3 separate regions of the Mus musculus genome follow, and all the other regions are linked to region 1. The links are chromatin loops, found by intact Hi-C in ENCODE. Cell type or tissue: heart. All regions are shown on one strand. Links, peaks and the distances in the headings refer to the core of each region. The heading gives the core; the rest is flanking DNA.

What was found. Peaks named below come from ENCODE experiments on the same cell type or tissue, not always from the same donor. Only the 100,000 strongest peaks of a DNase experiment are listed, where the experiment ranks them.
Region 2: a loop joins it to region 1, with 5 times the contacts of the local background. A loop is called at or near these places in 21 of 42 quality-filtered maps.
Region 3: a loop joins it to region 1, with 6 times the contacts of the local background. A loop is called at or near these places in 34 of 42 quality-filtered maps.

The regions. Positions count from the first base shown.
Region 1 is chr15:97,713,030-97,723,331 of GRCm38, forward strand. Endou (endonuclease, polyU-specific) reads right to left here. Exons shown (of 10, transcript NM_001168693.1): 3 at 7,669-7,731; 4 at 7,091-7,231; 5 at 6,485-6,656; 6 at 5,732-5,931; 7 at 1,467-1,580; 8 at 752-858; 9 at 1-71. Among named protein-coding and RNA genes, the nearest start is that of Rpap3, 12 kb to the left of the region's middle. In heart, for the core only: a CTCF peak has its summit at 4,992 (motif pointing right); DNase peaks (open chromatin) are centred at 5,132, 6,692, 7,402 and 7,562; H3K27ac peaks cover 2,210 bases.
Region 2 is chr15:97,947,125-97,957,426 of GRCm38, forward strand. No RefSeq gene overlaps it. Among named protein-coding and RNA genes, the nearest start is that of Tmem106c, 12 kb to the right of the region's middle. In heart, for the core only: no CTCF peak of the experiment used is centred there; a DNase peak (open chromatin) is centred at 5,497; H3K27ac peaks cover 1,407 bases; H3K27me3 peaks cover 5,027 bases.
Region 3 is chr15:97,777,960-97,788,261 of GRCm38, forward strand. It overlaps Slc48a1 (solute carrier family 48 (heme transporter), member 1), which reads left to right and starts at 6,406. Exons shown (of 3, transcript NM_026353.4): 1 at 6,406-6,657. The coding sequence starts at 6,522. In heart, for the core only: CTCF peaks have their summits at 5,017 (motif pointing left), 6,303 (motif pointing right) and 8,296 (motif pointing right); DNase peaks (open chromatin) are centred at 4,542, 4,892, 6,382, 8,272 and 1 weaker place; H3K4me3 peaks cover 3,255 bases; H3K27ac peaks cover 3,477 bases.

The sequences.
Region 1 (10,302 bases), core at 1,149-9,148:
ACCGAGCCCACTTCTTTGTAGTAGCCATCCCAATTGAACTGCATGGCCAGGACATCGGGGTAGGAGTCCCACTGCAGAGGAAAGGACAGCCAAGGTTACGTGACAGAACCAGGCAGGCTCCAACACTCAGCTAGTATGTATGAAGGTCTATGAGGAGACATTGGCTTCTTTAAAAAGACAGAAGGGACAGTCTACTGTGCAGAGTGTCTGAGTCCTGCTCAGACCCACTGTCTGAAACTACGAGCTGCAAGGTCACTATAACATCCACGGGCTCAAGCCAGAATACAGGGACACCTGTTCCCTATGGCCCTCCACATGCAGGAGATCAGTTCATTGCCCCCAAATCGTTTTCTGGTTTAGGACAGCAAAAGTTTCAAATGAAACATGCAGATTAGCTCAGTTAGCCAGGCTGAACGTTCCGGTCACCCTTCAAGGTCATCCAGGCTGGGGTGGGGGGTGGAGGTGGGAGTGGGGGATGCATGTCTTTGTTCTCTACTTTAAAGCCTTGACCCTTGACCTTGACCCTCCCCTGGGAGCTGGAGCCCTCTGCCTCCTGTCCCCAGCAGGTTTGGAGACTTTACTGTTGGTATTGGGGTAGAAATCTGCTCTCTAACAGATGAGGACGTGATGTCCCTATCCCCTGTTGGGAGGTTGTGAGGGCCAGAGTGAGAAGCAGGTCTGACTGCTTGGAAGGCAGGGGAAGAGCAGGAAGTCCAGGCACCACCCAGGCTCCTCCAGCCCAGGTACTCACGGGCCCGTCGTAGTTGTGACTGTAGTAGTCCAGCAGACCCTCCTTCTCCTGCAGGTAGAAGCGGATCCAGTTATGAAAGCCAGTGACCTTGCCTTTCTTCACTTCGCCTGTAATGAAGAGTCCAAGGTGGGTGGGTGGTGTGGGCTCCCTTTCCATCTTCTCCTCCACAATCCCCTTTCTACTGCTCCACGCCAAGCCTGTCTCCAATGCCCAGGCTCTGACTTCTAGAATATTCTCCCGTTTACTTGGCACCATGCCTGACACCCTCATATGCTTGTCCTTTCTATTTTGGCTCATGACCTCAGGAGACTCCTTTCTCCTAGACAATCCACCTCCCTGGCCTATTCCTCTGACTGTTTGTGAAGGATCAAGCCAGGCTCTGTAGGAACTTTCAGGGATGAAGGGACACAATTGTCTCTGTAGGAAGTCCCTAAGCAAGTGATAGAACCAGAGAACTGCTCAGAGGCAGATGAGCCAGTAAACACATGCTCGCACTAGACAGAACCCTGGAAACTCAAGGCTGGTGTTGCCCTCTTAGATATTCTAAAGCGACTGGCATTCCTCAGCATGACTTCTCAGATGCCTTCACAGTTGGCCTGGGAGTCCCTCTCTGCTCGGTGGCTTGGTGGCCTGTTAACCAATGCTCAGGGCTGTGCAGACTCGAAGCAGACATCTTTATCCCTCCCACTCTTCCCGTCCAAGCAGAGAAGCCTACCAGAGAAGACATGTTCAAAGCCACTCGAGTCCCCTTCATCATTGCCTCTCGAGTACAGCCCAAACCACATGTTCTTCAAATCGTCCACAAACTCTTGTTCTGAGCTGTAACGGTCTGTGGAAAGAAAACAGAGAACTCTTCAGGAAGGAGGTGGGTCAGGTCCTGGGAAGCAAGGAAGGATACCTGTTCCAGAGCATCAAGAGAGACAGGGGTTCAGCAGGTATGGCCAGGCACTCATTATACATGGTCAATGGGCTGAGGAGTATGCATGTGTGCACATGAGCACGTGCGCACGCGCGCACGTGCGCGCGCACACACACACACACACACACACACACACACACATACAGGGTCTGTCTCTACAGCTTGCTTTTCATGGGAAGACATGAATAATAAACAAAAATAATAACTAATGTCTCAGATTAGTACAAAATCTACCCTATAACAACGTGAGGAGGAGATGGGAGTCAAACCTGTGTGTTTTAGGGTTTGGGTTTTTGTTGTTGTTTTAGATGGGGTCTCATTAAGAAGCCCTGTGTGTTCTGGAATGAGATATGTAAAACAGACAGGCCTTGAACTCACAGAGCTCTGCCTACCCCTACCTCCCAAGGCAAAGGAGTTGGAGCTGGGCCAGGAAGGGGGGCTGTTAGTGACCAGATACCTGCAGGATAAGGATTTCTCTACTCAGAAATCCGAGGAGACATTTCCAGGAGACAGTGAGCAGGAGGGGAGAAAGTCAAGTCAGAGAAGGAAGCAGCACCCAGATCCTTCAAGCCACAGCAGTAAGGCCAGATCTACTCCAGAGATATTACTCTAGCAACAATACACCAACAACACAGCTCTATGGAGCACTAGCTGCATTCACACTAGCTATATTCACACTAGCCGCGTTCACACTAGCTGTATTCACACTAGCCGCGTTCACACTAGCTGTATTCACACTAGCCGCGTTCACACTAGCTGTATTCACACTAGCCACGTTCACACTAGCTGCATTCACACTAGCTGAATTCACACTAGTCATATTCACACTAGCTATATCCACACTAGTCGCATTCACACTAGCTGCGTTCACACTAGGTGCATTTACACTAGCTGTATTCACATGGGCTGCATTCACACTGGCCACATTCACACCAGCCGCATTCACACTAGCCACATTCACACTAGCTGTATGCACAGTAGTGTACCAAGTGAATCTGTAGCAACACTGAATCTTCACATAACTAATGATACTTGTCAGCCTGAACTTGGAGATGCAGAAACTGAGGTGGACAAAAGTCACAAAACTCATGCAAGAGGACACACACTGTTAGCCACTGCACTTGACCCCACAGAATATGGCTTCGAAGATGGAACTCTTACATCATGGCAGGTTCTCTGTGGTAGACAATGGCCTGGTTGGTTTTTGATCAACTTGACACAAGCTAGAGTCATCTGAGAAGAGGGAACCTCAACCTAGATAGTGCCTGTCAGATTGGCCTGAAGGCATTTTCTTAACTGATGATTGCCCACTGTGGGCAGTGCTGTCCCTGGGCAGGTGATCCTGGGGTCTCTAAAAGAGCATATGGAACAAGCCAGGACACAGTGGCCCTCCATGGTTGTTTTTTGGGTTTGTGTGTGTGTGTTTTGTTGTTGTTGTTGTTTTGTTTTGTTTTTAGCAAAATTCTGCCTCCAGTTTCCTCCTTGACTTTGCTCAGCATTGGGCTGGACGTGTCAGATGAAATAAATGCTTTCCTTTCCAAGTTGTCTTTGGCGATGGCGTTTACCACAGCAACAGAAATCTAAGACAGTGGATGTGACATGAATGGACAAGACAATAGACATGAAGGGTTTTTTGGGGGGAGGGGGCAACTATAGACACATAGACATACATATACACATACATACATACATGTATACATACATACATAATAAACATACGCATACACACATACACATAGATATATACATAGATATACACATAATAAACACACATATATACACACACACATATTAACACACATATACACATAATAAACACACATATATACATACACACAGACACACACTCACAGACATACACATACACACACACCCTAACTCCTAGGCTTCAGGCATGAGAGCTGATGGATTATGGCAATGTTTCTGAGATGAGAAGACCAAGGGAGGAGCAGGTCTGGGGAAGAGGTGGGAACAGTGAGTTCCTTCTCTTTACACCGTGTTATGCAAATAACAGATAGCTGAGTGGAGTTGTTGAGAGGGCCACTGGGCCCCAAGGGGGAAGGTCAGAGCTGAAGTTTTAAATCAGGGACTTCCAGAATTATGTGGAGGATCCAAAAACAGATACCAGGAATATTCTCTCCTTTCAAGGACTTAGAACGCTGACGGGAAACAAGCCTGAGTAGACATGATAACAGACCGGCTTCACAGACCGAATAGCTACCCTTATTAGTACTTGCTGGGCTTCCTCTTTGATGCTCCGCAAGCATCAGTCCTCAAAGACCTCCTGTCACAGATAAGACTGGGAGAGGTGACATCCAAACTGCGCAGGTCTGCCATGTACCGCCAAACCACATCCCTGCCACCACATGATTTATATTGAGTAGCCGTTTGGTTAACTCACATTCTGGACTTTAGGAAATCAAATATCGAGTGCTGGCATCTGAGAAGGGCCAGGCGAAGCCGGTATACTAAAGAGAGGTGGAGTCTATAATAAATGATAATCCATGAATCTGAAGTTGAGTCAGCTCCCAAAGTTCTCACCTCTAGTTACCATTAATACACAGGGCACTAGAGACTATGGGATTTGTTTGTTTGTTTGTTTGTTTGGTGGGAGTCCAAGACAAGGTTTCTCTGTGGAGCCTTAGCTGTCCTGGAACTCGCATTGTAGACGAGGCTGGCTCAGAGCTCACAGAGATCCGCCTGCCTCTGCCTCCCGAGTGCTGGAATTAAAGGCGTGCACCGCTGCTACCACCACCACCTCCACCTGGCTGAGATTACGTTTCTAATAACGTGGACTTTGGGAGGCTCCTTGACACTATAACACCACAATCACACAGGTGGTAACAGAACTCAAGCCAAGTCTGTCTGACCTGAGTTATTTTCAGCCATATTCAAATATCTCAAGCTCTAAAGATATGCTGGCTTGAGCCATCGGAGCCTTCGTAAACATAACAGAACAGCAGATCCAGGGTGAGGGAGAGGGGATGAGTGCTGCGAAGCCTGAGCTAAGTATTGGAAAACGGCTTCCGGTCCCTTGTTCTCTTAGGACTTTCGGCCTGGCTAGACTTCCGGTTCTCTTACTAAGAACCAAGGGCTTACTTAGCCCAGTGGTTCTCAACCTTACCTCTTTGGCAAACATCATCTCTAAAAACATGTTTACATTATGATTCATAACAGTAGTAAAATTACTGTTATGAAGTAGCAAGGAAAATAATTTTATGGTTGGGGGTTGACACAACATAAGGAACGTATTTAAGGGCAGCAGCGTTCCGAAGGTTGAGAAACACCGGCATGCCTGTCTCTTGTGTGTTTACTGCAAAGCAGGCACCAGGGGGCATCCCAGGATTGCGTGTATCTTAAAGAATCCCTCCCGCGGTTCACCTCTAACAACAGTTAGTAACTGTTGTTGTCTAAGGTTGCAGACAGGTTTGCCTGCATGCAGTCCCCAGGGCCAGCCACGGAGACCCATACTGATCCGCGTCTGAGACAGAATCCAGCTTGCCAGAGTTCAGGAAAGGAATCTGGAGCACACTAACAAACAGAACCCAGAGCCAAGAAGTTCCAAAGCCAAAACCTTTTTTGGTCTGATTTGCATGAATCTGTATCTGAGGTGGTCCAGCCAGACCTCTTACCAAGAGACAGGCTCTCTGAGCCTTGGCTGGTTCCCTGTTACTGCCCAGAAGGAGGTGGCGGGGACCCAAAACCATGGCTTCTAACGTGACTCTGGGATTGGTGAGGTGACTGAAAAATGCCCAGAGTAGGAGAAGAGCTGGGGATGGGGACCCTCAGCCCCTTCAGAAGGTAGACAACTCACAAGATATGTGACATCCAGTCAAAAGATGGGATACATACTATAGGCAAGCCAGAAGGCCACTCTGCTCCTGCTAGGGCCCTGATCTCAGTGGCTTGTCTGTGGCCGTTTCTGGATGTTACTAGTCCCCATTGCTTGCTCTCACACCCTGACCCACCCCACCCCCACTCCCACAGAGACCTCAGCGGCGTCTGTTTCTCCTGGAGACACCTTACCCCACAGCTTTGAGCAGCAGAGAAGACTCACTCACTTTGGTGATGGAGAAAGCTATAGAGTTCCTTCATGACAGCCGTCTTCATGACCTCCCTGAGGAAGACACCCTGCTCCTCCAGTTGCTGGGCACTGAAATGCTCCCCGTGGCCTGTGGCCCGCTGGTAATTGTTGAGTAAGTTGATAAAGGCTGCATAGGTAGGCTTGGAGAACAGCTTCTCGTTGACGTAAGTGAAGAGCCTGGGTAAGTGGATGGAGACCCATTGAAAGACCTGAATGTGCACTTGAAACTCTCCTCCAATCTTCCAGAAAGACCAGGGGCAGGACACAGAGATGGCTTCAGGAGCTAGGGGCAACTTGAGGTGTTTTGGGGAGTTGGGTGTTGTTTTTGTGGTTTAGTTTGGTTTGGGGTTTTGAGTTAGGGTTTTTCTATGTAGCCCTGGTTGTCCTGGAATTTACTTCGTAGACCAGGCTGGTCTGGAATTCATAGAGATCCATTTGCCTTGGTTACCCAAGTGCAGGGATTAAAGGAGTGCATCACCATCCCCGGACTGAGTTACTTTTGACAGCCAACTCTGAGGTCTGTTTCCTTCCATCTCACCTCTTGGAAGGCCAGCCCCAGGAACCTGGCTATACAGCCACCTAAGCTCAAGGTGATTTCTTTGTTTCTGGACACCAGTTGTCCATGTCAGAGGGACATCGTCTCCCTGTGCATTTGCCTGACTTGAGGAACAAAGAGCCAAGGCGTCAAAGGAAGTGAGGGTGAAGGAGAGACAGGGTGAGGGGCACTCACGGCTCTGGGCTTCGATCCACTTGGTTCCCCGTCTCTGATGGGGAGATCCGGTTCTGACTGTTGAGCACAATGTCTTCCTTCTGGGCTTTGTTGGTATCTACCCTGTAGATGGTCTCGGAGATGCTCTCAAGCTCCTCCTTAGTGACGGCATCGCTGCTGTGGGAGAAACCCTCTGAGAGGAATTGGGAGGTGGCATGAGAACTAGAGAGAGGCAGAGCACCAACTGTCTAAAGATCAGTAGAGTCCCCCTTGTCCCCCTCTTGGCCCCTTCTGGAAGCTTACTCTAGTGATGCGGAACACCGCCCAGTATTTTGTAGTTAGAGGGCGGGACGGTAAAAGACCCCTAAGGCCAGCACGTGCCCCAGCCATGATGTGCCCAGAATGTCCATATCACCCTTCTGCACCAAGGCTCCCAAACCGAGGCAGGCATCACAATCGCCTGGAGGGCTTATCCGATTGGCTAGCCTAGTCCAGAGTTTCTGAGCAGTAGGTCTGGACCATCCTCTCCTAAGAATTCTCAGCTGCTGCTGCCGGTCCAAGGACTACACTGAGAGAACTCTAGACCTTTCCCGCGTGTCTGGGGCTAGGCTGACGGAGCAGACTGACCATGATCACCACCACACAGACTGTCAAAATCCTCACAGCAGTTTCCAAACTCTGGGCAGCGGTCATTACAGTGGCAAGGGTGGTGCTTGTCGTAGGCTTCCCGGCAGCGGCCCTGGCAGGAGCTCGGTGCGGAGTAGAGGTCTAAGAGGACAGAGAGGGGGTTGGGTCCCTGGCAACCTGCTAGAAGCCTGAAGACCAGCCCTTCTACCCACACCCTTAGCTAGGCTCCTTACTAAAGGTCTCCTGGAAAAAACCACCACCAACAACAACAAACAAGCATAGCTTCTTGCATACTCTGCAGTCAGGAAATCCTTTGCTTTCTGATGCTGGGCTCTACTCTGGCCTGTTGTTTTTATAATCTCCCCACTCTAAAAATAAAATCTCCTTCATTTCCCTCCTCAGGCCTCGGATGCTTTCCTGGCCACCCCTCCCATCCTCTTGGCTGCTTGGATCACGCCAGTGTCTCCCCTGGACAGGTCCAGATTGATTCTTCTGGCTTAGGCCTGGGTCCTTGCCCCTAGTGAGGCACCCTCTCCCCTTGTCACCCCTGGGTGTCCCCATCTGGGCTTCAGGCTTACGGCTGGTTGGGATCTTGTCCTCTGGATCCAGGAATGCCTCTGGCTCTGGGGGTCCTTCTTCAGCTATGACATAGGAAAATAAAGTCACCATCCATGCTGGGATTTCCTTCCAGCTTTCCCCCCAGTGCTGGGCTTCCTACCCTGGAGGCAAGCACATGTGTTGAAAGGGTATTCGCACATCCCATCCCAGCCCCCAATCTGACACAGGAGGCTGAGGACTGAAAAAATGGAAGGCTTTCCAAGGTCAGATGACGGAAAACTTAAACAAAACAAAACAAAAATAATTTCCCCAGGTGACAAATTTTCTACCATTCTGGCATTTGGTGCCCACTGCACCCAAAAGATATAAAAAGAAAAATATGTAAAAAAAGGAAGAGACAGGGGAGCCCCTTCTGGATTGAAAACCAACTTGAGTTGCCCCACATGAATAGAGCAGTTTAGCATTCTCCAAATGACGAGAGACTCTCAGTTGAGAACTTCCTGTCCCTATTAAGAGGGTGAGTGGGGACCCACCTCTCCCTGGGGGGCTGGGCAGGTGTTAAGTATTGTCGAAGCACGGTTTAAAATCTGTTCGAAATCACTGCTAATAGTAGGATGCATTCTTCTAGTTGTTCCTGTAAGCACTCCTTATGACGTTTGCCTGTAAATCAGCGTGGGATGGGACAGTTTGACTCCCTAATGGCAGCCTTAAGATGCCTGGGGTTACAGCTAGCCATACCAGCTGCGTGCCAGCTGCAGCGTGTGCAGGAAGCCACCAGATGATGGTGGCTGCTTACTCCGGATCCTGAAACCACGGTCCCCGGCACAACCATTTCAAACGGTTAGCACCACACTGTGCAATTGCCAGCTTCTGAGGACTGTAGCAATTTACACCCAAGCCAACCAGAGGCAGAGCCTTTGCCCTGCTGGCCGGACCCAGCTTAGCTGTGGGTCACACACAGCCTCATATAGGCTCACATGACTGAATACGGGGTCACGGAGAACTTGCCACCAGTAAAATGTCTCTGGACAGGCAGTGGGTGGGAAAAAAAAATGAAACCCAAAATAAAACATGTAATGAATCTGAGGTGTTTCTGGCAGGATTCAATCACGTGTCATGTGGCCTCACTGCAGGTTTGGCTCTGAACATACAGCATACCCTGTGCGTGTCGCCACGGCACGCAGGCCCAACAACTCTGTTCTAGTTCAGGCCTGCACAGTGTTATGAATTACATGGCCCTTTGCTCTCCTCCCACCCCTACCCTCCCCGTGACTGCTTGGGTTATCCCAGTGTCTCCCTGGACAGATCCAGACTCATTCTTCTGGCTTAGGCCTGGGTCTATTAAATGTTTCGTGAGACAGGCCCTCAGGTAGACCTGGCTGACTTTAAACTCACTATGTAGCTAAAGATAGCCTCAAACCTCTAGAACTTCTGCTTCCACTCCCCAAGTGCTACGGGTTACAGCTGTGCACCACCGTACTCGGCTATTACAGTGAATGCTTGATATACCTGTTTTATATAGCTATGTGCCCAGAGTCACGTAGAAGTCTCTCAGGCATAAAGGAGTCCCAAGTGGGAACAGTTGAAGAAGCTTGGTCTGATGGAGAGAGGAATGATCGCAACTATCTCAAAAGGCCGATGCCACAACTGGAGTAAGCGCCAAGCTTTATCTGCAGGCTGTGGCTGGTGCTAACACCCCTTCTCCTCCAACTACAGCATCAGGCTTCAGGAGCTGGGCAAGAGATGCCCACCTGTGCTGCCAGTCCTGGCACTGTGACGTTAAACCTAGAAAAGCATCCTCTCTCCCTCTTGATGGGCTGATCTGAACCCAAATTAAAAGGCAGCAACTGAGCCGGAAAAATTAAGATAGCCATCACAGCAGCAAGAGGACAGAGGTCAGGCAGGCTAGAGCAGGGAAGGGGGTGTGTGCAGAAGGGAACCATGGGAAATGTGTGCTGCTTTTAATACAGGCTTTAGCTCCTGGGGAAAAATAAGGTCAAGGACCATTGTGGATTATGAGATATGTGGCCACTCCGTTCATTGGACCATTAACACATGATTACCGCTCCTGTTGGGTCAAAGAACCATGCAGAGGGTAAATGAATATTTCTTACTGGTTAGGCCTGCCACATGCTCAGAATTATGTCTCAATAAAACTTGACCTCAGTTCCAATCTTGTTCTCACCCTAAGTTTCAAAAAAGGTCGCCAATAAGGCAACAAGGTGGTATGCTTGCTCCTTGGAACCCCTCTGTGGTGGTTTGAATATGCTTGGCCCAGGGAGAGGCACTATTAGGAGGTGTGGCCTTGTTGGAGTGGGTGTGGTCTTGTTGGAGGAAATGAGTCATGGGGGGGGGGCTTGGAGACCCTCCTCCTAACCACATGGGAGACAGTCTTCTCCTAGCTACCTTCAGAACAAGTGGTAGAACTCCAGCCCCTCCTGCACCATGCCTGCCTGGACACTGCCATGTTCCCGCCTTGATGATAATTGACTGAACCTCTGTGCCTGTAAGCCAGCCCCGATTAAATGTTGTCCTTTGTAAGATTTGCCATGGTCACAGTATCTGTTCACAGCAGTAAAACCCTAACTAAGACACCCTTGCACTCTGTAGCATCTTCCTCACTTTGCCACATTTATTTTCTTCACTGGCTCCTC
Region 2 (10,302 bases), core at 1,202-9,201, 230 kb after region 1:
GGGTGCTCAGTACATACCTACAGTCCTGGGTGCTCAGTGCATACCCACAGTCCTGGGTACTTAGTACATACCTACAGTCCTGGGTACTTAGTACATACCCACAGTCCTGGGTGCTCAGTGCATACCCACAGTCCTGGGTACTTAGTACATACCCACAGTCCTGGGTGCTCAGTACATACCCACAGTCCTGGGTGCTCAGTACATACCCACAGTCCTGGGTGCTCAGTACATACCCACAGTCCTGGGTACTAAGTACATACCCACAGTCCTGGGTGCTCAGTGCATACCCACAGTCCTGGGTGCTCAGTACATACCCTCAGTCCTGGGTGCTCAGTACATAACCACGGTCCTGGGTGCTGAGTACATACCCACAGTCCTGGGTGCTCAGTACATACCCACAGTCCTGGGTGCTCAGTACATACCCACAGTCCTGGGTGCTCAGTACATACCTACAGTCCTGGGTGCTCAGTACATACCCACAGTCCTGGGTACTTAGTACATACCTACAGTCCTGGGTACTTAGTACATACCCACAGTCCTGGGTGCTCAGTGCATACCCACAGTCCTGGGTACTTAGTACATACCCACAGTCCTGGGTGCTCAGTACATACCCACAGTCCTGGGTGCTCAGTACATACCCACAGTCCTGGGTGCTCAGTGCATACCCACAGTCCTGGGTGCTCAGTGCATACCCACAGTCCTGGGTGCTCAGTGCATACCCACAGTCCTGGGTGCTCAGTACATACCCACAGTCCTGGGTACTAAGTACATACCCACAGTCCTGGGTGCTCAGTGCATACCCACAGTTCTGGGTGCTCAGTACATACCCACAGTCCTGGGTGCTCAGTGCATACCCACAGTTCTGGGTGCTCAGTGCATACCCACAGTTCTGGGTGCTAAGTACATACCCACAGTCCTGGGTGCTAAGTACATACCCACAGTCCTGGGTGCTGAGTACATACCCACAGTCCTCGCCCATAGTTCAATGCATGCCCATAACCCGAGACATTCTCAAATGTGTCCCCCCAGACTCAAACCATTCTCACCTACTAGTCCCATCCTGACCAGCTCCATCTTCTCCTTCTTCCTAACCTCCACCTTATCTTCCCTAGACTTCCGTCTTTTATTACGAGGTTCCCACAAAGCAGGAGAGTTGGAAGTTCTAGGTGAGCTAAGGGTGCCTGTGTGCAAGTGTCCTGTAGACTCTTGTCTGACCAAGGACACGCTCGACACCAGCCAGTGTTGACTAGGACCTCCTACTCCTGCTACTTGTTAGCCAGCCTAGGGCTAGTTATTTCAATGTCTCTTAAGCCTCAGTGTTCTCATCTATAAGATGGGAATAATAAGGCCATTGTGAAACCCGAAGACGATATTATCTAAGACACCCTAAGTGCTTTGGAAGATAAACAAGAAAATGAGGCTCTCAAGCCAGAGTACCAGCGGGTGGGATAAAATCAAGGGAACACACAGGGACTTCTGGTGAGAGGCAATGGCCGATCTTGGCCCGAATAGTAGAACATAGGGTTTCGTTTGTGATGCTTCATTAACCTGTACATAGAGGTGTATTACACATGGGCGCTGCTTCACAGTGAGAGAAGACAGTGTGAAGGAGACATGCAGATTGGTGTCAGGAAGCACACAGTCCCACGCCTGCTCCCTGCAGGGAGCCTCTAGGATGCTTGCTTTTATCCCTGCTTCCTAGGTCTGAGAGCAGCAGGGCTGTGTGACTTGAACCCACTGTGTAGCAAGAGATGTTACAGACTCAGAGGCTGCCGGTCCCTCGCGGGCGGGGCTTACCCAGCAATGCAGCAGAGCCTGAGGCCGTAGATCGCTTAGGAGAAGCCAAGGAAGGCTGCTAATCCCCTCAAATCACCCTCAAATTTCCCCACAGCTAGTCCCCAGGACAAGCTGCTGGCAGAGCAAGCCCTCTTGCACTGCAAACCTGACTTGCTAAGCTTAGGTTGCCCTGCAGCCCACTGTCTGACCTGGGCAGCCTCTTTGTCACGCACACACACACACACACACACACACACACACACACACACACACACTCGCCACCGCCCCAGACTCTCCAGTGCTGTGGCCCCTCTCCCTGTCCTCAGCACCAGCACTTCTGGCTGCATGAGCCTCCCCTCTTGCTTGCCAGGGGTCCTCAGACAGAGATTCTCTGCCTCCTCCTAGAGCCAGCCTTCTCTTACTAGGTTCCCCTAGACTGTGAGGAGCTCTCACCATTCACAGCTTCTCACAGCTTCTAAGCTAGGCCTGCATAAAGGCTACACCCTGGCCAACAGGCTCTCCCCGGCCAAGTGGAGGCACCGCTCGAAGAACCAAGTTGTGGAGGGCAGGCCCTCCTACCACCCCGGCCCAAGCCCCCATGCTGGGGGCCCCACACTGGCACCAGGGAGCCCTCAGGGCTGAGCCCACCCTGCCATCAGAGGCCACAGGAATGTCCATGTGGGCCAGCCAGGGCCTGCTTGGTGACTGTCCACTCCCTCCTCCACGGCTGACTTTCCCTCGGTTTCTCTCTGACTCGGCTTCTGTTTAACTCTGATTTAATTTCTCTCCCGTCCTGGGTTTTCTGTGGGGCTCTGTCTCTGCCATCCATCCGAGCCATCAAAGGGCAGTGGGCCTACCCTCTTCCTGTAGAGTGGCCAAGGCTTCTGATCCAGGTCCTTGGCTGCTCAGGAAGTCTGCCTCTGAGAAGTGACTGAGGTCTCCTCAGACAACCCCAGAGTTCAGGGCTGCAGTGGAGAGCAGGGTAAAGAGGGAAGAGGAAGCAGATGGGCCTGAGGGCAGGAGGATGGGGAAGAAGGGGAAGTCTTATGTTATAAGGTGCATGAGGAGCAGGGCTGGAGAGGGGGCTGTCTGGACCTTTACAGAATGCAGGTAGAGAAGGAAGTTGGGTTCTAAAGAAAGACAGTGTCTTGGGTAAAATACCCGTGGTTTGAGGACTCTATTCTGACAGTCGGAAGTTCTTCCTGGTGTCTAACCTCAGTCTCATCTACCTTTCTCCTGTGTGTTAATTTCTCACACACTCAAGATTCAAGCCCTTGGTGAAAGCATTCCTACAAAGTGCTTGCCGAGGGCACAGAGTCTTTCTCCCGGCCGTTGAAGCCACCAGCGTCCCTTCCCTTTGCCACCAGAGACCGAGCTGTGGGCAGGGGCAGCTCAAGCCATGCAGACAATCTTCCTTTCACACGCTCATTTATTTTCCCTCCCCACCTCTCCATCCCTTCCCCACCAGCTGCTTAAAATATTTCTCAAACAGAAAAACCTAACCGCAGCTGGAAACAAACCCTAAAGTTAGTCTGGAACGTGGGAGCTGCCAAGGAAAGTTACATATGGGCTTCGGCTGTCTGTGGGAGGACCAGCCTCTGCCTTGGAGACAGGCGTCCTGTAGGGCTGTGCAGGAAGCACCCAGGCCAGGGCAGAGGACAAGAGAACCATCCCTACTTCCACAATTAGCCAGTAAAGATGCCATCCAGTACCAGGCCCTGTGATCAGACCAAGGAGGACAAGCCACCTGAATAAAAAAATAATGAGCTTAACAAGAAAGTTAGGCTGAGTTGCAGACCCTTTAACGATGGCATGCCCAGGAGACCCTGGCCTAGGCACTTCTAAACATAATGGTTCATTTTAACCCCTAGTGTGGCAGAGACAGGCAAACCCTTGGAGCTCACTGGCCAGCCAGCCCAGCCAATCAGTGAGCTACAAGTTCAATGGAGACTCTATCTCTAAAGATGACCTGGGAGAATGATGGAGAAAGACACCAACTTCTCCCTCCGTCATTCACGAACACACCCACCCATGTGCATGGACACCAATGCACAACACAGGAGCAAAACCTTGTGAGGACCGATCACATTTGAAACAAAGTTCTTGTTATTATTTCCCAAACAATACAGTAGAACAATCACTTATATTTCATTATATATTATATACCATATAATATAGAGATAGTTACATGCACGCGGGATCTGCGTGGGCTATTTGCAGTGGCCACACCGTTTCACATAAGGGACAGGAACATCCTTAGGTTTTGCTATCTCCAATCCTGACCCCAACCCCTGCACAGACTGAGAGCCTCCTGGATAAACAGCCTGAGATTTCAGAGTGAGATGGTTCCTGGGAGAGGGTCAGCAGCATTCCCTAGAATTTTGTAGAGAAAACAACAGCCACATCTGGAAACACAGTGAGCCTTTTGACCCTCTGCTCACAGGCAGATTTAGAGAGATGAAGCAGAGACGGAACCCATAGGGCTATCATCCGATGTCTGGCATCCAGCATGAGAAATCCTCCCAGCTGTGCGGAACCCATACGTGATACTCATCTGAGAAAGATGCTCAGGCAGGTGGTACCCAGCCATGGCAGTACAGCCCTGGCATTTAACCCTACCTCTGGTGTCCTGGGCTCTTTTCATCTCCTACAGCCTCAACTTGTCTCGTTTAGGATGGTTGGGCCAGCAGACTAGCCACACAGCTCTAAGCCTCAGGACTTGGGAGGGTATCCTGGGCCAGGGGGTTAGAAACTTTCCCTCTCTGCCTTCCTCTTCTTTCTCTGTGACCTTTCTGAGGTCCCTAGCACCTCTGGACACAAACCCTTTCAGATCCAAACGCTCCGGGAGCACGGGATGAACAGTGTCCTTTTGCACACCTGAGAGCTAGCCACAAACGCCCTGCTAAATGGATGTCCAAGACGAACACCAAAACGATGGCAGAAATGTCAAGACACTAACCTGTTAGCTCCATGTGGTACCTTTAGACGAAAGCTTCTAAGGACCTGTTGGCCAAGACTTGGCAGAGTAAAAATAATTGACCTTTATTTAATGTCCACCGAATGACAGGCACGGCCCTAAAAGGCTTCTGTGGGTTAACTTACTTTATGATTTCAGCAGGGCTCCCCAAGAGCCTACTGAGGCATGGAAAGGGTTAAGGACAGTGAGGGCCTGGCAGCTGCTGGGGTTTTCTGGGCCAGCACTCATGTTTGGGTCTCCAAGCTCTTGAACCTGCAATTCTAACACTGGCAGAGTTCTGTCTGTTGCCTGGGGGGCAAGGATTGTGCTGTGCCCCACTGGGTCCCAGGGCCGAACACAAGGCTCAGAATGAGAGTCAGGGCTCCCAGGCAGGGTTGGCCTTAACTAGCTCAAGGTGTGTGTGTGGGCTCCTACCAAGCTTTGTGCAAATAACCTCTCCATGGCTCATGACCTCATGGGTAAAGGAATTCAAGCCCTTTCCCAGTCCTGGACTGACTAGATCTCAGCGGTAGCCTCTGGCTTCAAGAATCTACCTATTGCAAGGTGACTTTGCCAGAGGCACCAAAATCCCTTCCTGCCCCACTGTGCCAGAACAGATCAGGCCAGCCCCTGGCCCGCTGCTGCAGGAAAGTCTGTGTTGTGTGGGCTTCCTCGCCCTCACTGTGCCGCTTCCCCAAACCCTTCTGAGGAGGGGTACTCAGTCTGCATCTTGAGACGAGGCGCTGTCTGCTAGCCTCCTGCGCCCTCTGGTGGATGAAACAAGGAATGGCGTATGCTCCTTTGCGCGGCAGTCTTGAGTCCAATCAATCTTCCAGGACTGCCCTCTGCCCTCAGTCCCGTCTCTTCTCGATTTGGCTACCTTTCATTCAATTACTGTTCAGTGGGTCCCAGGAACATGACATGTGATGGGGACACCGTGTTTAAGTGTGTCACTGTCCGTGTTCCAAGGTTCTCTCTCTCTCTCTCTCTCTCTCTCTCTCTCAATGAGCGCTGACTTACCCAGTCCTATTCTCTGGCAGGCTCTTCTGGGAATCATCTCTGACCTCAAAGAGTTTCCAGTCCAACAGGACACACAGCCTGGCTGGCTAACCAAGTGACACGGGAGCTAGAGGGACAGGGTCCAACACAGACAGACCCGACGTCACAACAGCAACACTTAACTGGGCAGTGCCTGGTGTGAGCACAGTGGGAGTGTTTCTGTGTGTGCTCTCTGTGTGCGCATGTGCAGATTGTGAGCATGCATGTGTGTGGAAGAGGGCAGGGGGTACATTTGGTCAACCACAGGGGCTGTGCTTTGACAGCTGTGTAAAGAACATTGGGGTGTGGGGTCTATAGGGAAATTAGGCAGTTGAGGTGAGGTAGGGTGACCTGGAGGAGAGAATATTTGGCCCCAGGCATGTTCAGGAAGCTGTGTGGTTGGAGCATGTGGTGAGTGGGAAGAGGACAGAGTGGGAGGAAACCACCTCAGGCTCTGTAGGATTTGGATTCACACTGGGGGTGGGAGGGGCCACCAAAGGCCCCGCCTCATATGGAGAAGGAGGAGGTGATGAGACTTCCTTGTTACAAAAGGACACAAGACTAGACCACCAGACCCACTGGACAAAGGGGAAGGGACTGAAAACATGCTGGAGATGCTGTGGTCCTTATATGACAATCGTGTGTGCCGGAGTGGCCCCATCACTCTGGGAACCAGGCGCACATGTCTGTTAGATGGGGAGAGGCCACCCAGGGAAGATGGAACAAGATGACATGTTGGAGCGCCTGTCTCAGCGCCTGACCCATAATGCCCACTAAATTAGCACAGTTAGTCACGTCAGAGATTATCCAGCCAAGAAGGCTCTGACACTTGTCCAGGGCCTAGGCAGAGGATGCAAAGGAGCCGATAGCCACCGCACACTGTGGAACGAAGCGGTGGAGGACACCTGAGGATGAGACAGGGACTCTCCTTTACAAAACCCTCCCACAGTGCGTCACTGCCCTTCATCTCTAGTTACTGCTCGAGCTTCTGCACGCCTCGTCACACTCCTGGGTTTGCCACTGCCTCCTCCTCCTCCTCTGTCCACTTTCTCAGAGTGTATCCAGTTTGCCTGGCTGCTCTCAGGAAAAGGTGGTCGGAGTTGGGGGGGGGGGGGTCGGCAAGAGCTTTGCTGACTGAGCCTGGAAGTTCACTATCCTGGACAGAAGTCAACACATTAAGGGTTCACTGTACATTTTGGGTGACTCTCAGATGGGCTTCTAGTACTGTGTTTGCCCCTGACAGTGAGAAAAGGAATTCTGGGATAGGAAATACTTACTAGTAAAATTAGCTAGCCAAATGCCTGGCTTTTTTTCCCTCTCTGGAGAGGTGAAATCCAGGGAGCCTGCCTCTGGCCCTCAGGCACAGTCCCCAAAATTCACCAATGCAGGCAGCCTTTTTTTTTTTCCACACCTTACCCCAGAGTGCCAGCTGTGAAGCCCTGCACACCGGGGAATCCTGACTATCATCTAGAAGGAGAGGAAGGGACAGCCTTTAAAGTCACGTGATTAGTTTGCTCACAATTCTCCTTAGAGAGTTTGGTCCTCATTGCCAGCAATGAAAGGTCCTAAAGCTAAGCCCTGGCCCCTCTGCCAAGCCCCACATAGTGGCGGCACCTCCCTTGCCCTGGGTATAGTTCACATTTGTAGATCTGCTAGCTGTCCCCTTGGTCAACTAGCTAGAAAATCGTAAGATGTTACAGCTTGGGTCTTGCGTGAGGTTCTGTCTCCTCTTCCCAGGAAATAAGCCAGCCCTTTGGATTTCTTTGATTAGTGTGAGGTAGAGTTTAATTTCTTGAATCCAATCCCTTAAAATGTTTTCCACGAATGTTTCTTTTTTAGCAGATTACAGGGACGGATGGTATTCGGTGCTCATGGATGCTGCCAGGGAGCCCAAGCAAAGCATGGGGAACATAGATGAGGCGTGGACAGGCTGGGCATCACGTGCCACAGTGAAGGTTGCAGCCTCAGCATCACTGTGGGAAGTGGGCAGGGCTTCCCAGGGGAGTGACTGTACCACACCAGACATCAGGTGCTCACCGGGCCCAGTATCAGCTCCGCCTGCCGGGGAGATTGGGCTCTGAGTAGAGAGACCTGTGGGATGCTGAAAGTTCAGTGTACCATGGTAAAAACAAGAGAAGTCCTTCCTTGGCCTGCCTCCTGGGCTCTAAAGAGCATGTCCCAGAATTTGGGGAACCTTGGGAAGGGAGAGTTGGCCTTAAATAGTCAAGGAGTTTAAAGCCCAGGCTAGCCACTTGGGGGATGGCTCTGAATTGGACTTTTAGTTAAATAGGATTTCTTCTGGGTCCCTGAGGATGTGGAGGAATCCATAGCGCCCACCTGCAGCTAGGCCACACAGGGCACACCCCTGAGCTAGGTAGGGCTGTGCCACCATGCCAGGCTGGAAGGCTGCCTCCTTCCCAGCCCTGTACTCAGCTCTGCCCATTCACTCAAGGGGCTGAGGAACCTGGTTTGGCAGACTGATTGGGTGCTTGGCTTCGGTGGGTGAAGGGGCCTGGAAAGTGTTGTCTGTTCCTTGGTGGGACTCTGTCCCTGCCAGCTGGGGCCATGGCTGCCCTGTGTCTTGTTTACCTCCCCAGGGAAAACAGGCAGAGCAGCTGTTTCCTGCCCTGGGTTCTATGGCTGCAGAGTTCCTAAGTGTAGAAGATTCTCTCATTCTCTCTCTCTCTCTCTCTCCCTCCCTTCCTTGGCCCTTCCCTCTCCTCTCCTCCCCCTCCTCCTTGCTCCCTCTGTCTCTTCCCCTTCCCCCTTCCCTTCCCCCCCCCTCCTCTCCTCCCTCTCCTCTCCTTTCTCCCTCCCTGCGGCCCCTCCCTCCCCCCCTCTTTCTTGTCTCCCTCACCCTCCCTCCCTTTCCCCTACCTCCTTTCTCCCTCTCCTCTACCCCCCCCCTTCTATAGTCCCCTCCTTCCCTTCCCTTAAAGAACTGCCCTATGGCCTTCACTTTGGGGACACCAGAGCTGAGGGCTGTGAGATCTCAGGTGCACTTGAGAAACTGACAATTCAAACAACTGCAAAAGGATTTTGTGCCCCTTCAGCTGAAGCTCCAGCGGCTCCAGCGTGGGGCTAAGGCTCTGCTCTCTGAGCATGTGCGAGCAGGCAGAGCTTTCTGTAATGGCCAGCAACCAGGAAGCAGCGGTCCCTGTGTGTTATACTTGCTGAGTGTCATCTGGTCTTACATACATTTCTCATCTGTGGATAAACAACAGGGGCAGAATGAAGTACCCTGAAGCGCATTTCTAAGTGTGGGTCCTTAGTCCCCATCAGGGCAGGGGACTGTTAGGGGCTTAGAATTCCACAGCATCCACATAAGGAGTGGGGGGTACTCTGTGATGAGCAGGGTCCTCCCTGACCTCTAGGCTCTCTAGGATGAGGATTACTCTCTGGACCTCACCATCCCCAGTCCGTGGGGCTAGCACCCACGATGGCTGTGGAGAAACTGAGGAGGATGGAAGTGTGGAGATGCTCGGGTGGCCCCCCACTCTGCCCTGGCCACCCAGAGAGCCCCAGTGAGCTCACGTCTACCATAACCCCACTGCTAATAACTGGGCTATTGAGACAAAGCTGGAAGCCAGACACCAGTGAGAGATGAACGCTGTCTCCTCTGGAATGTACTAGCCAATTAAGCCTCTCAGAAGACTCAGGAATGATCCCGCAGGCCACGCTGGCCAGCCTCCAGGCTGGGGAGTTGTGCAAGGACTCGCTAAGGGTCTGCTACACACCTGGCTTCCGGTGCGAGCGAGCATTGGCCCAGGTGTGTGGTCTCTCCGTCCAAGCCACATCTTCAGGAGCAGACAGTCAGAGAGCCTCGGGGTTCCACTGGTGATGTTCCAGGCTCCCGTTCTTGGCCCACCACCCCAACCCCTGCCTCTTCCTGACCACAGGCTTTGTGCTCCCAGCCTTTGAAGAAAACCCCAACCCTCGGTATTTATTCTAGGCTAGTCTTCCTGTGAATGAATTGTAAATTCTAGCTAGCCCTTAGAAAAGACACACAATCCAGGTGTTTTCTTTACAAGCTGTCCGCCTAGATTGGGCAGGTTTTGGAGCTATTCTAACTCACATCCCAGACACATGTCCCTTGTTGCTTGCTGTTTCTCCTGGCCACGTGCTCATGGTCCATCTTCTCTCGTGGCGGCTTCTTCTTCTGTCCTTTCTTCTGTTCCTCCCATCTCTACCTGAGACCCCCCAGAGAAGTAACTGAAATCCAGACATACCTCTATCTACTACCCAGTAACAGGCTTTAGCCTTTTATCATAATGGGTTGGCCTGATGGTGCTTGTATTCTAATGCTTATTTGGGACCCCAAAACCAGTTGCCCCAAAGAGGAGAGAGTAACTTTTGCCTCCAGTTAATTGTGATTGGTAAATAAAGTTGCCATCAGCCAGTTGCTGGGCAGAAGAGACATAGGTGGTGTATTGACTAGTTTTGTGTCAACTTGACACAGCTGGAGTTATCACAGAAAAAGGAGCTTCAGTTGAGGAAATGCCTCCATGAGATCCAACTGTAAGGCATTTTCT
Region 3 (10,302 bases), core at 926-8,925, 65 kb after region 1:
GACGCACAGCACAAAGGCTCAGGGCTAGAACGAATGTGCTACATTTAAGAAACCTACCAGCAGGCTGGAGAGATGGCTCAGCAGTTGAGAGCACTGCCTGCTCTTCCGAAGGTCCTGAGTTCAATTCCTAGCAACCACATGGTGGCTCACAGCCATCTGTAATGAGATCTGACGCCCTCTTCCTGTGTGTCTGAAGACAGCTACAGTGTATTTACATAGAATAATAAATAAATCTTTGGGTCACAGTGAGTGGGGCCAGAGCAAGCAGGGGTCCTGAGTTCAGTTCCCAGCAACCATATGATGGCTTACAACCATCTGTATAGTTACAGTGTATTCATATACATAATAAAAATAAATAAATCTAAAAAAAAAGAAAGAAAGGAAAAAAGAAAGAAAGAAAGAAAGAAAGAAAGAAAGAAAGAAAGAAAGAAAGAAAAGAAATCTACCAGCAAGTGAGGCCAGTAGGAGCTGGCAAAGTGTTAGTTGGTTTACTCATAAGCTATGGGAAGCCATGCGAGGAGTGAAGTGGAAAGTACAATGCTGTGACGCCAGGCAGGAATAGGATTCAAAGGAAAAGAAGCAAATGAGGCCAGCTAGGAGGCTGTGGCAGGGGTCACGATGGTGAGTGGCACTGGGATGTAGACAGGGGACGGGGGAGACTCAACTAGGTCTGCTAGGCCTTGCATGAGGGGAAGGGGAGACTCACAAGCAACACCTAGATTTAGTTGTGTAGCCTCAGTCCACAAGGATTCGCCCCCAGGGAACATCAGAGGTTCCTCTGTGGAGAATTAAGGAGTAGAGAGAAGGAAGCCCTTGCAGGGCTTAACTCAGGTTTCTGGAAGATAGCTTAGTGGATGTAGCCCTAGCACCGTGGAGGAAGAGAAATGTCCGGAATGTGTCTTTGGGGGAGAGGGAGGAAGGAATTTCTTAGGAGGCAGGATGTCTGCCAAAGGGAGTTACCAACATTGGTGGGAAAGTTCAAAAGTGACTTCAGAGACTGGCAGTCAAGACAAGTGTCCTTCAGATGGCCTGAAGAGGAATGACAGAGTGGCTGAGGATAAAGGCAACCCCTAAGCCCAGCGGTGTAACCCCATAAATATGCAGGGCACACTCACTGTTAGGATCCACTGAAGACCTGGGGAGACAGAGGGGTTGACTGCCTTGGCCCCAATCATTTACTCCTGACCCCACAGGGCCGTTCAACACAGCCTCTGGGCTCATCACAGTGGAAGGAGGGAATTCAGGACATATAGGATATCTTCATGAGTCTCACCTAGAAATGCCCTGTGCTGTTGCTGCCTGTAGTCATTGCTCAAGAATCCATGGCATTGGTTCAGCTCAGATACATCTACGTAGAGTGTCAGGGTAGAAAGGCCTCGCCGGGCCTGGAAATATGCCTTTACCCGAGCCTGGTACAGTGATCACTTTTTAATCTCTCTCTCTCTCTCTCTCTCTCTCTCTCTCTCTCTCTCTCTCTCTCTCTCATACACACACACACACACACAGGGGGAGGGGAAGAGAGAGAGAGAGAGAGAGAGAGATTGAGAGACTGAGAGACTCTTATGTAGCTCTCTTAGCTAGGGTTCTATCACTGAGAAGAGACACCATAACCATGGCAACTCTTATAAAGAAAAACATTTAATTGGAGCTGGCTTACAGTTTCAGAGGTTCAGTTCATTATCATCATAAAGGAAACATAGAAACAGGATGATGTAGGCAGATGTGGTGCTGGAGAAAGAGCTGAGAGTTTTACATCTTGATCTGCAGGGAGTAGGAGACTAAGGGCCACACTGGGCATAGCTTAAGCAATATAAAACCTCAAAGCCCGCCCCCACAGTGACACACTTCTTCCAACAAGGCCACACCTCCTAACAGCCATGTTCCCCATGGGCCAAGCATTCAAACACAAGAGTCTATGGGGCCCATTCCTATTCAAATGACCACAGTCACCCTGGCTGTCTTGGAACCTGTTATGTAGACCAGGGTGTCCTGGAACTCAGAGACCTGCCTGCCTCTGCCTCCCGACTTCTGGGATTAAATAGTAGGTGGTATATATCCACATACCACTAGAAATAGCCCTGCGAGTGTTTCTCCTCTAAAAGATTTTTGTAATCTAGATATGACAGTTTAACTTGTCTCCTCAAGACATAGCTCCTGTCACGTGACCCCCTTAAAATATTGATGATGGCCTCTGCCACAGCACTAGTGACTTGCTATATTGAATCCCTTAACATCTGAGCGCTTCTGACAGGCTCAGAAGGGTCACTGTTCTCTCTAGAGGCGTGGAGCAACAAGAGTCCTGAGTGTTTAAAGCTGTGTTGTCTAATATGTGGCCGCTTAGCCAGATGCAACTATTTTAATTAAAGTTAGACATAAGTAAAAACTTGGCTGAGCAGCCAAACTAGCCATCTATCAGCCACTCAAAGGCCACATGTGATCCCGAGGTGGGGGTTGGGGGGGGGGGCGGACTGCATAGCCCAGATGTACATTGTTTTCTTTGTGGCTGAAAGTTATTTTGGGTGGCTTTGAGTTATTAGGAGACATAGTCTATAAACTGTGAAGCCAGACCTCTGAGTGTACTGGAGTCTCCAGGCCTTTAAAAGCTCCTTACTTCACCCACATTTTCCCATATGCACACACATTTCAGCCTAGACTTGTCCCCTTTGTATAGCCTGGGCCCCAGGCTGCTGTTACATAACCAGCCCTTGTTATTTTCTTGCACAAGCCCATCTCCATACAAACTGCTCAACACGCTCGGACGGTCGCTCACAGTACTTTGCCCCGCTCCCTTCCGTCCACCGTGGGAATGACGGAACACCTGACTTTCTAGGTTAAAATAATTTAAACGTTTCCAGAATCAGTTTCTTCTTTCCTTTCTGTCTCTGCCCGAGGCAGCTCTTGCCAGGGCAGGGTTTGGCTGCTACTAATTACGCTTTCTGGATTTTTACTGAGAACTCGTGGTGTGCCAGGAAGTCAGCCAAGCAGCAACTGCTCCTCAGAAGTCTTTGAAGTGGGCACAGTGGCTGGCTGTCTCCATTTTGTAGCTGCAGTAACCATTGTACTGAAGAGGGAAGGACAGGTTCTCCCTGCTTCTTGTCTTCCCCGGGCAGTCCCTCTTCATAGTAGTTAGTGTCAGGTGATATTTCTAGAACACAGTTACTCCAGGCTGTGAGGAGGGAGGTAGATGCAGCAAGGCCCTGCACACACACACGCACACGCACACGCACACACACATATTGTGTGTGCATGTGTGCATGTATGTCTTCAGACACACTGGAAGAGGGCATTGGATCTAATTATAGCTGGTTGTGAGCCACTTTATGGTTGCTGGGAATTGAACTCATGACCTCATAACCTCTGGAATCTATCTATCTATCTATCTATCTATCTATCTATCTATCTATCTATCTACAGATATACAAGATTCACCTATCACTCTAGCTCAAATCCAACAGTCCAGCTACAAAAAAAAATATTGTTATCATTTCTAGAACATTCCACTGTGCGTGCCTCACCTCCCAGGGTTGTCTTATGTACTGCTCCTAATTCCTAGGGTATTGTCCATCCAGGCCAGCCCTGAGGCTATCTATGGCAGGGCTCTGGACCTCAAGGCTGTGTTCCTCTGGGTGACTCTCACTTCTCCACACGCCACCCAGAAGATGGCTGAAATGAATTTGTACATCAAAAATCATCCCTTGTTTTAGAAACGTACCCAAGCCAGGTGCAGTGGATCACACTGTAATTCTAGTGCTCTGAAGACCAGGCTGCAGGATTTTTGATTAATTAATTAATTAATTAATTATGTATATGAGCACACTGACATTGACACACCAGAAGAGGGCATTGGATCAGATTACAGATAGTTGTGAGCCACCCTGTGGTTGCTGGGAATTGAACTCAGGACTTCTGGAACCCCTGAGCCATCCTCCAGCCTCCTAGGCTGGAGGATCTTAGAAGCCAGACTCCCTTACACAGTGAGAGCTCGTCTCAGGATTCCAAACAACCCGAACCAACCAGTCACAGCAAACATTCAAATCTGAAAACAGCGAAAGGGGCACTGGCATTAATTTGGATATTTTTAAAGACGCTCCCCTCCCCGCCCCGCCCCCTGATTATTTTTAAAGGAAGATAAATGTGAATTGCGTCACGTGCTTGGCAATTAATTGAGCATTCCTCCTTAGACGGCTTGTGCCTAAATCCCCTTCATTGGTATTTAATGCTCGCTTCAGTCAGTCACAGTCATCTGCTCAACAGATGTGTGCTAAGGGAGTTTGGATGCCTCACACTCTGCTAGGTGTTGGCGGCCCCGAAACTGGGACCGCTGCTGCTCATGGAGATGGTCTTCTAGAAAGGTGAATCAGGCAGAGCTTTCAAGATATCCGCATCACAAGCTGTGAGCGCCCTACTTGATGAGTTTGGCTGCGTGAGGGAGTTAAGCGTCTGGAGTCTGGGAGTTTATCCTGGGTTACTTTGGTCCTTGTGGAAGAAAGAGGGAGGAGGGGGAGGGAGGAGTCTCCGCCAGTCGGGAAGCAGAGTAACTTGCAAACAGCTGTTCCCTACAGCTTCCCTGGGGAGGCAGCCCGGGAGTCCTCTTGCTTTCAGTGCAGTGACATTTCTATTTGGATCCTTGACCTAAGGACTATAAAGCTTCGATGCTTCTAAATGTATTAAAATTGTGGTACTTGTTGCTGTAGTGAAAGGATGCTAGTTATTCACACTGTGAGGTCTAAGGGTGCGCCGGGTGGCCCGGCCAGAGGACTCTGGGTTGAAGAGTGCAGAAGCCCGGCTTTTGCTTTGACCTTCCCTGTCAGCAGTCCATACTGACAGCTGAGCTGGTGGAGACACGGGGCGGTTCTGCTGTGGATGCACTGCAGAGGCAGGGGCAAGCTTGCAAGGCTTGCAAGGGATTGGGGCATGAGAGTTGAGGAAAGGAAAGGAAGAAAGTGTTAGAGGCGAGTGGGTTTGGCCAGCCACTCCCCACACAGCGGCTTTGCAAAGGCGGGCGACCCCTGGTGGAAGGGTAGGGTCCTAGGCTCATCCTCAGACTCTCATCTACCTAGCTGATCCTAGGCGGGCCTGGAAATGCGTCTTTATCAGAGTCAGCTACAATTTCCGAGACAGGGTTTCTCTGTGTAGCCCTGGCTGTCCTGGAACTCGCTCTGTAGGCCAAGCTGGCCTCGAACTCAGAAATCCGCCCTTCTCTGCCTCCCAAATGCGGGGATTAAAGGCATTTGGCACCACTGCCTGGCCAACGATCACTTTTTAATTTAATAAACTAAAATGGTGGCAAACGTGTGGAGCAATCTTGTGCTGTGTGTATAACTTTTGGGAAGGAAACCCACTGCTTCGAAATATGGATAGAAAGATTTTTTTCCCCTTATTTTGGTCTTTTGAGACCGGGATTCTCTGTGTAGCCCTGGCTGACCCCTGTAGACCAGGCTAGGCTCCAACTCACCAAGATCCACCTGCTTCTGCCTAGTGAGTGCTGGGATTAATGGTGAGCACCACCACCACCTGGCTGGTAAAAAGAATGAATATGTTAATTGTTGTTATATTATTTTAGATTTTTTTTCAAGTTTTATTTTACTTATTTAATTTCGGGCAAGTTGGGGAATCAAACTAGCTCCCCAGATCTGTTTTCTTGCCTCGGCCACTTCCCAATTGCCAGGATTCCACGTGTGGGCCATCATGTGCAGTTTTATGGGTTTTCCTTGTTTGTTTTGGTTTGTGACTTTTGTGACTGGGTCTAGCTTCCCTCGAACTCAAAGAAATCTGCTTCCCTCTGCCTCCACCTCTACCAGTGTAAAGGCATGCACCACCACAGCTGGCTAGTTTCTATAGCCTTAACTTGTCCTTTTAATGAGTTTGAACTTCCCATTCAAAATTTAATCCCAGAACTCAGGAGGTAGAGGCAGAAGGGTCTCTATGAGTTCCAAGCCAACCTGGCCTACATAGGGAATTCCAAGACCGACAAGACTACGTGGAGACACCACGTCTCAAAAAAAAATTCAAAAGTATTTTAAAAATTAAAAAGTGCTCATTGGGGCTGGAGAGGTGGCTCAGCGGATAAGAGCACTGACTGCTCTTCCAAAGGTCCTGAGTTCAAACCCAGCAATCACATGGTGGCTCACAACCATCTGTAACGGGATCGGATGCCCTCTTCTGGTGTGTGTCTGAAGACAGCTACAGTGTGCTCACATATACAAAATATTTTTAAATGATCATTGTAGCCGGCTCCGGTAAAGACGGTATTTCTAGGCCAGCCAAGGCTAGATAGGTGGCGTTCTGGGGATGAGGCCAGGACCCTGCCCTTCCACCAGGGGTCGCCGGCCTTTGCCAAGCGGCGGTGTCGGGAGCGGCCTCCGGCCGGGGAGGGCGCTGTGCCGTTGGCACCGGGGGCGGGCTGGGGGCGGAGCGCCGGGCGGCAGCGGCTCTGGCTCGGGCTCGGGCTGGGGCTGGGGCTTGGGCTCCAGCTCGGGCCCTGCACCTGTGACTCGGCGGCGTTGCTCCTCCGCTGCCCCATGGCCCCGTCCCGGCTGCAGCTCGGCCTCCGCGCCGCCTACTCCGGCTTCAGCTCGGTAGCCGGCTTCTCCATCTTCTTCGTCTGGACGGTGGTCTACCGACAACCGGGGACTGCGGCGATGGGGGGTCTCGCAGGTATCCCCGGGGGACGCGGGGTGATCGGGGCGGGCTGCGCGCGGCGGCTGCGGTGGCGCTGCCCGGGGGTGGGAGCGTTGTTTACTCCAGAGAGACTGGAGACAGCGCAGGCCCGGGTTCCTGGGCAGTGCCCGGGCCTCTGGGACCTGGCGCCTTATGAACGTGGCGGGACCTAGGGTGCCCACAGCCCGCCCCTGTGGTTCGCACAGCTCTGCGGCTCCAGGGCTGTTGCGTCCCCCGCACCCTGTGAATCTACCCTCCACCCCGTGTCCACTAGAGCGTCCTCTGCGCGCCCATCTCCTGGCCACCCTCGCTCCCTCAACACGCACACTGTGCGGGATTACCGCATCTCTTATAATAAGTGGGGTTCGTGGGGAAACCCATCAGCCAGCCCCCTTCCAGCCCCAGAGGCCCTCTGCCGAGACCAGGACTGTACTGTGGACCCGGTGTCACTGGACATTCCCTTTACACCTGTGTCCATCTGCTCTGGTCGGAACCAGTGGGAATCTGCTAATCCCTGAGGGACGAGGAGGTGGCGAAGGCCCAGCCGTGCTCTCTAATGTGTAATTTTGGGTCACGCCGTTTAGCCTCTCTTGTGTGAAGGCCAAATATATTATTTACACGTATTATCATCATTTAATATTTTTTTGCTGGGCTAAACAAATCTACTCTCCTTATGTCATCTAATCCTAATAGTAGTCCTCTGAAGTAACATTATTTGTGCCCATTTTACAGTTAGAAAAAAATCAATCGAGGCTTACGGTAAATAAATAATGTGTCCAGGGTTTCAACAGCCACACGATGTGCCCCCAAGATGGCTCAGCCTTAGCCTGGCCGACCCGATTTCCATCCCTAGAACTCAGAAGGATTCAGGTTGGCATGCTAAAGGCATTAAAAGCCCTATGGAGGAAACTAACCCAACAGTACGACAGCCACATGAAGTAATATGTATGGCGAAAGTATGTGTAAGGAAAACGTTTTAAGATACAACATTTATTCCATGGCTAAAATCCTTGGCCAAAGATCTAAAAATGGAGTAACTCGAAAGAATTAATTTATGCTGGGCAGCAGTGGTGCATGCCTTTAATCCCAGCACTCGGGAGGCAGAGGCAGACGGATTTCTGAGTTCAAGGGCAGCCTAGTTTACAGAGTGGGTTCTGGGATAGCCTAGGCTACACAGAGAAATCCTGTCTCAAAAAACCAAAACAAATTCACTCATGGCCTCTGAATGCACCAAGTGCCGTTCTGAGAGAGAGAGAGGGCCGGAGGTGGGGTTTCTGCCTTATCAGAGGGCATGCACGTCTCCTAAACCTAAGGCGTGCCAAGCAAGAGACTGGGGGCACCATGAAGGTTGGGTTTGATGCTCTGGCTGGGAGTTCTCGAGCCCTGTATGGGTTGGGGGGTGGGGGGCACCTGTGGACTCCTGACCTTTCTGGAATAGCCAGCACCCAAGCCTACTTGTGCACAGAGCCTTTCCCCTCTACTGCCCTCCTCCACACTTCCTATTGGCCCTGCTGCTGCCAGGTTTGGAAGGCACTGCCTTGGCCCAGGGCTGGATGCTGAGGCTTGAGATAAGCTCTCTGGATGCTGGAGGGAGGAAAAGCTTTGCTGGGGTCAGCTGACTTGGTTCAGAGTCAGGCCAGTGGAGGGAGCCATGTGAGGCATGGCAGTGCCTGCTGGCAGGAGATGCCGCTGACTGAGACTCCCCTCTGGACGTGCAGTGCTGAGTGCTACTGTCCACTCTCCCAAGCTGTGTCTGGCTGCTTATCGCTAGGAGGGAATGATACTCAAGGGAGGCTGAGGCAGGTGGATCTCTGAGTTCCAGGACAGCCTGGGTTACACAGACAAACCCTGTCTTATAACAACAACAAAGAGTGGAGGGAGGGTACCAGCCCCCACTCCTGGCAGCCACAAGGGCCTCCCTGTGACCCTGCTTGTTAGTTCCTTGACACCCTTGCCTGACCTGAGGCAGGCTAGCCTCGAAGCTGCCTTCAGAGACAGGCACGTGGCCACAATTAGCTGGGACAGGAACACACAACTCCCAGGTTGTTTGGACATTGGCAACCTGAGGTGGTTGTGAGGAGCCAAAACTGCTTGGTGGAGGGGGCGGGTGGGCACTCATTCCCGACCCGGCATGAGTTGGGGCAGGGGGGTCCACAGGCAGTCACCCTCCTTCCTCTTTTAGGGTGGAATGTCAGCAGGTTTTCTGACTTGCAAGCACTCCACTTCTGACTCAGCATTTTGCAGCCCAGAAATTGCTGAGTCACAGGGTCCATCCTAGTGGGTTTTGCCCGTGTTGGTCAACTGTGGCTGTCGGGCATGCTGGCTTCTGGAACACGGTATGTATGAGCATCTGGGGGTGGGGACCTACTCTTATCCTGGCAGGAATCTGGGAGGAAGTGACTTTGCAAAACGGCAGTGGCCTAAAAAAGTGTGGGTTTGCTGGAGAGGCCTCATCAGACACCCCCCCCACCCCCACCCCCACCCCGCTCTGCACTGGGAGCCCTAGGTAACATGTCTGCTCTGTGTCTAGAAACCATGGAAAGTACTTGTTCCTCACATCCAAACATCTCCATTCTTCACAATTGAGCTTTGATGGAGAGGCCCTCTAGCACCCTGGGTCTCCTTTGTCCTCAGGGTAGAGCAACAGGCCTGGGGTGTGTTCTCAGACTCCTATACCAAATGCCTGTATTTACTCTATAGGCTCCCTCGGGCAGCTGGAAGTGCTTTCTCTTACCAGGCCTAGGAACCCAGAGCCTAGGCAGGTCTAGCCTTGGAGAAAGCAGAGGGAGCCAGGGTGAGATCTAGCTTGCTGCTGCAGCCAGTTGGGGCTGGGGACTTGTCCTTTCTGCTCCAAGTTGTATAGACCAGGCATCTCGGAGCCCAGTATCTCAGGAAAGGGAACAGAGAAAGGCAGAATATAGTTGCTTCCCACAAGAGTAGAGAAGGGGACCTGGGAGGGACACTTCCTCGTTGGGTGACCACTTGTGGAGGGCGTATCGCTCCAAGGAGGGCCAGGATGAGATGAGCCCTCCAGCTGGAGCATGCTGCCCTGCAGAAGGCCTGGGTATAGGGCTGGAGGTGGGTTCAGGGCCACCTGAGCCCCCTTCCTAATTCTCTTCCTGCTCTCAGTACTTCTGGGCGTATGTGGAGGTGAGGGTTTGGGGGACCCCTGGGTCGGGCTGGTGGTCTGAGATGGCTTCCTAGTGGTGGTCTGCACACTTCCTAGTTTAGCGTTTTCTAACCCGGAAACTGCTTAGCCACAGAGGAACTGCTCTGACCACCTTCCCCTCCTAAGCTGGACTCCAGAATCCTCAAGTGGGAAAGGATCTTAGAACTCGGCTGTTGCACCTCTTGTGTGAGGCGATTGGACAAGTCTCTGAAGGAACTGGACTATCCCTGCAATGAAATGCTCAATAACAAAAGCCCACGTACTCGGGGGTGGAGCTTACGGGTAAAGCCAGCCAGCCCCGTGCATGCGCACAGAGCCCTGGGTTCAATCATCAGCACCCCTAAGGATCCTAAGCACCCAACCAACTCCCTGCAGGTGAAAACGTGAGGGGCAGGGAAGACTTCTGTGGAGGTTGCTGGAATAAAATCCAGATCATGGAGGGTAAAGCAAGGATTAGGGTTCTGGCTTCCTCT